2 separate regions of the Homo sapiens genome follow, and region 2 is linked to region 1. A link is a loop called in an ENCODE intact Hi-C map of the cell type or tissue named here. Cell type or tissue: endothelial cell of umbilical vein. All regions are shown on one strand. Each heading gives the region's core, and the rest is flanking DNA. Links, peaks and the distances in the headings are about the cores only. Region 1 has its middle 70 kb from the start of ADCYAP1R1. Region 2 has its middle 25 kb from the start of GHRHR.

Region 1 (4,391 bases), core at 207-4,206:
GAATGTTTCAAGATCCCAACTACAGACTTTGGTTTATTTTGGGTTTTGTTTTTTGTTTTATTTTGCTTTGCTTTGTTTCATTTTGTTTTGTTTTTGAGACAGACTCTTACTCTGTCACTTAGGCTGGAGTGCAGTGGTGCGATCTCAGCTCACTGCAGCCTCCGTCTCCCAGGTTCAAGTGATCCTCCCACCTCAGCCTCCCAAGTAGCTGGGACCACAGGCATGCACCACCACCCCTGTCTAATTTTTTTTTTTATTTTTAGTAAAGACGAAGTCTCACTATGTTGCCCAAGTTGGTCTCAAACTCCTGAGCTCAAGGGCTCCTCCTGCTGGGGCCTCCCAAAGTGCTGAGATTACAGGTGTGAGCCACTGTGCCAGACCCCAAATACAGACTATAGAATAAGTTTGGTGTCAATGCCATGATTTAAAGTGAGTATCCTCAGCAGGAACTCAATGGAAGTTGACGTTGACTGAGCCAGTACCATCAGAGATGAAGAATTATGACAGGAGAAAGGTTCCAATTGTTATAACTAGATAAATGAATCACCTAATTTCTCAAGGGTAAATTTTTGGAGAATTGTAGGAAAATGGATCTGGTGACAGTATCTGGTTGCCATATTTTATTTTCACTATTGAACATAAGTTGTCTAGGTACGGTGGCCACATCTGTGATCCCAGCACTTTGGTAGGCTGAGGTGGGTGGATCGCTTGAGCCCAGGAGTTCAAGACCAGGCTAGGCAATATGGAGAAACCCCATTTCTAAAAAAAAAAAAAAAAAAAAAACAAAAAAATTAGCCAGGTGTGGTGTGGTGCACACCTGTATCCCAGCTACCCAGGAGGTGGTGGGAGGATCAATTGAGCCCAGGAGGTCAAGGCTGCAGTGAGCTGTGGTCCAGTCCCTGCACTTCAGCCTGGGAGACAGAGTAAGACCCCGTCTCCAAAAAAAAAAAAAAAGAACTTAACTGAATTCATCTTATTCTCCATTATTTGTTTCCTGTTTCTTTCCCTCTCTGCTAGAATTATTGTGCCAGCGATAACAAGATTGTCATATCTGCTGCTATGCCCCAAGGCCTGGAAGAGTGCCCAGCTCATTGAAGGCACTCAGTCAATAAGTGTCAGTAGGCTAGATGAACAGTTCTTCCATGCCTAGATCTAACCTGACCTTCAAGGCAAGTTTTCCCTAATCCTGAAACTGGACCTTATCTTTTCTGGGCCTTGTTGATGGCACATGTTTTTGTCTAGATTCTGTAGCAGTAGAGCCTGAAGTAGAGATCCTTGAGCAGGGATCTTACAGAAGGAGTGCATGGGGAGACACTGAAGGGCAGTGAGGAAGCGGGGATGGGTGGAGGAAGGAGCCAGACCTCAGCAGAATCAGCCTCATGCTGATCCAGCAGGAGCCACTGATGTCAACCACAGAGGTGGTCCCAACCAGAGGCAAGGCGGCTGGGCGGTTACCCCTACATCCCTCAGTCACTGGCTACCGGCCACCCTGGATGAGAAAGGTGAAGGGGGTAGTCTTACCCCTCAGAAATCTGCCAGCAATTGTCTGCAGAAGAGGGCAGGGTAAGCTCTTAGCAACCCAACCTGCAGCCGCTGGACTGGGGAAGGCGCCTAGTCCTGGCACTAGCAGCTTTGGGGAGGATGCATTTCCCTGTTTGCCTTCTTTTTAGAGTCTTTATTAACATTCTTAAAAATAATAAAGCTTCTTGAGATCAAGATTCTTATCTCTTTAACTTTCATGTCCTCAAAAGCATCGGATGATGGACTTAGTAAATATCTCAATGAAAATCCAAAGATGGATAGATCAGTTATGTTAGTGTTTACAATCTAGTGTGAAAATTCTTAGACACATGTTCACTTTCTAAATGACACCAAAGCCATGCTTCTTATATTTATGTGGTCTCAATAAATAAGTTTTCTGTATGATCAGAAAAAAAAAAGTAAATGTGTGCTTTATCAAAAAAATATAAAGGGTTAAACCACTGCAAAATCCTCTGTAGGACACATTCTTTCTACAGGCAATGTAAGACTAAAGTTTTTCCTCCAAATGTAAATTATAGTAAATATTTTAACTTGTTCTTGCCCTTCATTATCTCACTTATGAGTCATTGTGTGGAAACAAGCCTGGTTGGCAGAAAAATCGGAACTGGAAAGAGCTCCTGCTATTTCCAAAGGGGAGCTCTTGGCTGCTCGTGTTACCAACCAAATGACCAGAAGAGGGCAGTGCACACCCAGACGCTGAATTTTGCCCTAAGAAGCCAAGATGGGGAACTTGTTGAGGGGCAGCTTGGCTGGGGGAGGAGTGGCTCTGAGTTCCAGACATATTCTGTTGTCTGCTGCCTCACCCGCCACTCAGGCTAAGTGACTGTGGTTGGGTCACGGCCCGCTGTAAGTGTTCCTCTGCTTGGGATCTGCCTTTCTGTGCTTCCAGGTTTGCTACTGTAAACCAAAAGGTGCCTGCAACAGGTCTCAATTTAGAAGTTTATTTTGTCAAGGTTAAGGATTCATGCCCGAGAGACAGGTCTGTGCCTTTCTCCAAAGATGATTTTGAGGACTTCAATACTTAGAGGGGAAAGGGTAGCTACTGGGGGAAGAGGAAGACATTTTTAAAAGGTGTGAGTTCATAAGAGGCAAACAGTCGCATTCTTTTGAGTTTGATCAGCTTTTCTCTATGCCAGAAGGGGTAGAGGAACAGTCACTTATGAATTCATCTAGCTCAGTGGATCTGCACTTTTACCTAAGATAAAATAAACATAGGGCAGAGGAAGCAATCAGATATGCATTTGTCTCAGGGGAGCCGAGGGATGGCTTTGAGTCCTGTTCTTTGTCCCGTACCTATGAAGAGAAGCTATCAGTGTACTTTGTCGGGGTGAAATTCAACAGAACTGTTTCAGGGTTGAGACACTGGGTCCCAGAAGGAATTTCCCAGTGGGCAAATTGTGAGCGAGGGAGGGAGGGAGGATTTTTTTTTTTAATCTTTGTAGCTATCTCATTTAGCAATAAAATGAGAGACAGGTTTGCCCCCAGTTCCCAACTTCACTTTTCTCTTTGGCCTACTGATTTGATCCTGAGATTTCTTTTCCTTTCACACTGCCCCATGGGCTGGGCCCAATCTCAGGCCTGGTGTTGCTGAGAAGCTCAGTGCAGCCTGGGTCTCCCATAGGCCACAGGGCAGGCAAACCTCTCCTCAGAGCTGAGTGTGTGGTTCCAATCAGGGATGGGGCTCTAGCCAGTCATTGGGGGGCCAGTCAAAGCTGAAGATGGGGACATTCTGAGGACCAGGGCTGGGTCTGATATTTTGATTGCTTGAGTGGGCGACAGAGAGCAGTGTTTCCTTAAATTTCCCCCCAAAGATATAAATCATGCCCTTCGCAACCTAATCCTTTCCTCTGTATCCCTTTCACTCTGGTGGGAGGACTCCTTTCCAGCAAAATTCTTTCTTGGGAGCAAATAAGGACTGCAAACTGCCAGGTCCCTTTCCCAGGGAGGGGCCTTTCCATTGCCACTACATCATTTCCAGGGCCTAAGTGTGAGGCCTGGAACCTGCCTACTCCTTTCCCAGGAAGTGAGGATGAGGATGAGGATTGGGCTTTCATGGGAGAACTCTCCATGGCTTCTACCAACCCTGGGGCCAGTCCCAGTGGATTCTAGGGGCAACAGAAGACTCCCAACTAAGCTATCCAGCTCTGAGCCAGCTGCCAGCTCTTCCCCACCCAGTCATTTCCGCTGCCTGGTTCTCAGCCAGCTCTGGAGCCATGGGGCAGGCTGGGATGAGGTCTGGGCTTTGGTGAGAGTAGCCCCTTGGTTCCTGAAGGTGTGAAGCCTGCCCCTAACTGCAAAGATAAATGAGGACTGCAAAAGGACCAACCAGCTCCCCGACTCACCACTTCAGATGACTTCTAGGTCTAGAAGCCCTGGGGAGCCAGAATGAATCCCGGATCCTCCTGGGGAAAGCTACTCTGTTTTTTATAACATTGTCCTGTGGGCCAGACCCAAACTCAGGCCTGGTGTTGCCAAGAGGCTCAGTGCAGCCTGGGTCTCACACAGGCTACAGGGCATGCAGACCTCTCCTCCAAGCTGAGTGTCAGGTTCCAAACAGGGATGGGGCTGTAGACAGTCCTGGGGGTGCCCAGTCAAAGCCAAGGATGGAGGCCCTCAAGCCTTCCCCTCTCAAGCCTGGGGCAAGAGATGACCCAGCCACCTTCCTCTCAGCCAGTTGCTGGTTTCTATTCCACTCTTCATAGACCATTAGCAGCATTTGATCCAGATGACTGTCCTCTCCTAGAAACCCTTTCTTGGCTTCCCTGTCACTACACTCCCCTGGCTTTCCTCCTACATCCACACTCTGGATTTCTGTTGTCAACTGGCATCGTTCAAATATATTCTGGTAA
Region 2 (4,391 bases), core at 137-4,136, 180 kb after region 1:
CAATGAATGCAAAAGATTTGTTTGTTTCTTTCATTTTGTTTGTTTTTGGTTTTTGTTTTGGGGACTGCATCTCACTCTGTTGCCCAGGCTGGAGTGCAGTGGCATGATCATAGCTCACTGCAGTTTCTAACTCCTGGGCTCAAGCCATCCTCCTGCCTCAGCCTCCTGAGTAGCTGGGACTACAAGCACATGCCACTATGCACTATGCTTGTCTAATTTTTTTTTTTTTTTTTTGAGATGAGGGCTTGCTTTGTTCCCGATGCTGGTCTTAAACCCCTGGCCTCAAGCAATCTTTCCACCTTGGCCTCCCGAAGTGCTGGCATTACAGGATTGAGGAAAGCAAAAGTTTAAGGAAAGAAAGGATAGTTGTTTGGTCTCAAAGTATCTCCCTCAAACTTTCAAACCAAATGCAAAGGGAAAAAATTTATAACTTTTTAGTGAAGAAACCCATCAGACACCAAGTGATGAAGGTTACCATTACCAGCGATGGTGTCCTATTCCTATCATGTGCCTCATGAAATGATGTAACCAGAAGGGCATTTGGTATTCTTCCCCCAAATCCACAACCTCAATGCAATAATGAGAAAACATCTGACAAATCCAAGTTGAGGGACACTGAACAAAATACTTGACTGTCACAGATAGAGGAAACCAAGAGGACATGGTCAAATCCTGGAACAGAAAAAGAACATTAGTGGAATCTGAATAAGGTCTGTGGTTTAGGTATAATATCATACTAATGTTAATTTCTTAGTTTTGATAATTGTACTGTGGTTATGTGAGACGTTGCCATGAATGGAACTTTTGTACTATCTTTGCAATTGTTCTGTAAGTCTAAAATTATTTCAAAATAAAAAGTTAAAGAGACATAGTTACATTAAGAAGATGAAAAGACAAAACACTGAAAGAGGAAAAATATTTCTAAAATATATGTCTTACAAAGGACTCACACCCAGACTATATACAATATTCCTACAACTTAATAATAAGGAGATAATTGATTTTAAATGAGTGGACAAGATTTGAATAGACACTTAACCAAAGAAGATGTGAATGGAAAATAAGCACATTTAAAGATATTCAACACCATAAGCCATTAGAGAAATATAAATTTCATCATAAGATCCTACTACACACCTACTAGAATGGCTTAAAGTAAAAACCTGACAACACAAGTCTTGGCAAGGATGTGGAGCAACTAAAACTCTCTTACGTTGCTGGTAGGAATGCAAAATGGTACAGCTTCTGTAGAAAACCATTCAGCAGATGAACATAAAGCTAAACATACACTTATACCACGCAACAATCCTTCCAAGTATTTCCCCAAGAAAAACAAAAGTATACGTTCACGCAAGGACTTGTACTAGAACGTTCATAGGAGCTTCATTCATAGTGGACAAAACCTGGGAACACCCCCAAATGTTCATCACTCATGAATGGATAAGTAAATTATGGTATGTGCATACAGTGGAATATTACTTAGTAATAAAAAGGAACAAAGTACTTACACACAACTATATAAATGAATCTCAAAAGCATTATAAAAGCTAAGTGAAAGACATCAGACTCAAAAACTCCATGCAGGACGATTCCATCTATATGAAATTCTATAAAAAGTAAAACTGTGGCAACTGAAGGCAGATGAGAGGTTGCCAGGGCGCAGAGGTGAGGTTGTGAATTGACTGGAAAGTGTTAAGAGAGAATATTTCAGGAATGTCAGAAATCTATACAGTGACCATGATGGTGGTTACACTATTGGACACATTTGTTAAAATTCATCAAATTGAACACATAAAATTGGTGATTTTTATAATACCTAAATTTATTCCTCAATAAAGCTGATTAACATTTATAGATTTTTAGCAGAAAAAAGCAAGTTGTAGAATGTATGTGCTTTTTGAATTTAAAAAACCCTATATTTGCATATATTTTAATGTCTAGAACTATAAAAATAGGGAAAAGAGGAAAGGGATGGGATGTAGGGGATGGTCAAATGGAACATGATCTTTAATTTCAGTATTTCAATTGTTAAGAAAAATTTATTTGTACCCTCACTACTTGCACAATTAAAATTATTTAAATTTAATATAGGGGGTAGCTGATGTTATGGTTTTTCCATGTAATCTTGGCGGATATGAGAGATATCAGCCGAGATTTTAAGCTGGCCTGTCTATCCCATTAGCAGATGGACTCCTTGACCGCGGGGACTGACAAGTTCTCAGAGAGCACGTCTGGTGGATGGTGAAACTCCCAGGGTTTAGTCCCACCTGTACTGGTGCCCCCTGGTGGTGATGACGCGCAACTGCCGCCTCTTCCCGACGGCGACAAGCAGCTCCCGGTCTCAGGATGGCGCCAGGCATGCGCAGGCTGAAGGGTGCCCAGACCTGGGGCCGGGGGCTTGGAGCTGGTGGATGGGCCTTGGGGATCAGCAGTTTCTGGATATTTGGCCCAAATCTCCCTTGCTGGGGGACCTGGAAGCGACTCCTTTGGCTGGGGTGTAGTCCCTCTCCTGCGCCCCACGCTGTCCTTCCTTCAGGCGCAGGCAGCAGTCCTGCAGAGACACAGGGGCCTGGGACTTCAGAACGGATCCCCGCAGACAGGAGCCGCCAGCCCCAGCCCTCACTTAGCTGTGGCTCTGCAGGGCTGCAGGGGCTTGGCGGCCTGGAGCCATCTGCCGCTCTCACGTGATCCCCTGAGAGACCCAGCTCTAAACAGGGCTGCAGTCAGGACTGCCAGGGCTAGGCTCTGGCCAGGGTCAGGTGCAGGACAAGGACCAGGGATGAGAGTCCTGGGGACACCCTTAATAATGACACTTAGATGCTTTAGGTTTTTAAGACTTTTAAGTCAAGAGCCAGGCACAGTGGCTCACGCCTGTAATCCCAGAGACTCAGGAAGCTGAGGTGGGAGGATCACTTGAGGCCAGGAGTTCGAGACCAGCCTGGGCAACACAGCGGACCTCGTCTCTAAAAAAAATTAATTAATTAAAAATAAAAGAAAAAAAGACTTTTAAGTCAACTTTGCAGTTCCAAAGTGAATTTGCTGCTGAACAGAAATGATGAAACTGAGGAAGGGAATCCCTTATCCCCCACTGGGGCAGAGGCACCATCCTTAAGGGCCTGCCTAGCCCCACTCCCCCACAGGCCGTGGCTCCTTCCTCAGATGCCTCTGTCTCCTTCTCCCAGCAGCAGACTCAACCCCTGCAGTCATTTAGGAATGTCCAAAAGTGTCCTATCCAGGGATCATGATGATTGTCACCCTATGGTCCACGTTTGTTAAAAATCACCAAAGTGTACACATAAACTTGCTGAATTTTGTTGTGTGTAAATTATTCCTCAATAAAGCTGATTAAAATATAAAGATTTTTAGTAGAAAAAGCAAGTGGCAGAATGTGGAGGATTTTTTCCATTAAAAAAAACTATATTTGTGTATATGAGAGTTTTTTAATGTCTGGAAGTTTCCACATCAAAATCATTAAAAATAGGGAAAAATGGGGGGAAAGCAGGCAAAAGAGGTAGCACCTGTTAGGGGGAGGGGTGAGGGCGAGGTGTGGGCAGGCAGGGGTGTGGAAGAAACACTGGCCTTCAGCCAGACAATGTGAGAACAATGTGACACTTTGTTTTCCTCCAACCGAAGACGGTGGTTTGATTTGTGCATGGATAACTCATTTCTTTATAAACTTTAAACTTCACTGCAGACTTTGCCCTGTTTCTCCTAGAGCAGGCTTTCTCTATCCAGCCCTGTGAGGGGAGTGGGGCTAGAGAGGTGAGATATATACACCTGTGAGATACACAGACCCACCTGTTCCTCGCATGTGCCCAGCATGGAGAATTGGCCTCATTTTGCAAAAGGAGAAAGTGAAGTACCCAGGGTCTCACAGGAAATTGTTCTCTGAGCTGGGACTTGGACTCAGGCCCCTAGGTTCCCAGCCTTGGGTGCTGTCTGCAGCCCAAGTTGCATGCTGTAACTCCCCTCGAAGCTTTGGTTCAAAATTTCAATGTGCCTATTTTGGTTTGAAGTGGTTATTACACACTAACTCAAGGCACAGAGGAAGCAGAGCCCCCAGAGCATGGTGGGAGCATCCTGGGGAAAGGTGCCTCCCAGGCCCCAGCTACACCCCACACATGCACTGTCCCACCTGGCCCCACTCCCCAGGCATTCCAGATGAGGCAAAGCACCACCTCCAGGCCAGGGAGGGACTGGGACACCACAGACATTCCAGAGAAAGGACCACTTCACCCACTCTCCTTACAGGTGGGGAGACTGAGGACAAGAGAGGGCAGGAGGCCCACCCAGGGTCACACAGCCAATTAGAAGCAAAGCAAGGACTCAGGCCCAGGTTGGTGCCCCTGGCCAGTCACTCCCTGCAGAGCAACATACAGATGGGAGAAGAG

The links. Hi-C counts contacts between places; a loop is a spot of excess contacts. Peaks named below come from ENCODE experiments on the same cell type or tissue, not always from the same donor. Only the 100,000 strongest peaks of a DNase experiment are listed, where the experiment ranks them.
Region 2: a loop joins it to region 1, with 7 times the contacts of the local background. A loop is called at or near these places in 7 of 110 quality-filtered maps.

The regions. Positions count from the first base shown.
Region 1 is chr7:31,120,612-31,125,002 of GRCh38, reverse strand. No RefSeq gene overlaps it. Among named protein-coding and RNA genes, the nearest start is that of ADCYAP1R1, 70 kb to the right of the region's middle. In endothelial cell of umbilical vein, for the core only: CTCF peaks have their summits at 344 (motif pointing left) and 2,209 (motif pointing right); a DNase peak (open chromatin) is centred at 2,212.
Region 2 is chr7:30,936,829-30,941,219 of GRCh38, reverse strand. No RefSeq gene overlaps it. Among named protein-coding and RNA genes, the nearest start is that of GHRHR, 25 kb to the left of the region's middle. RefSeq lists an enhancer at 2,169-2,318. In endothelial cell of umbilical vein, for the core only: a CTCF peak has its summit at 2,288 (motif pointing left); a DNase peak (open chromatin) is centred at 2,259; H3K27me3 peaks cover 1,114 bases.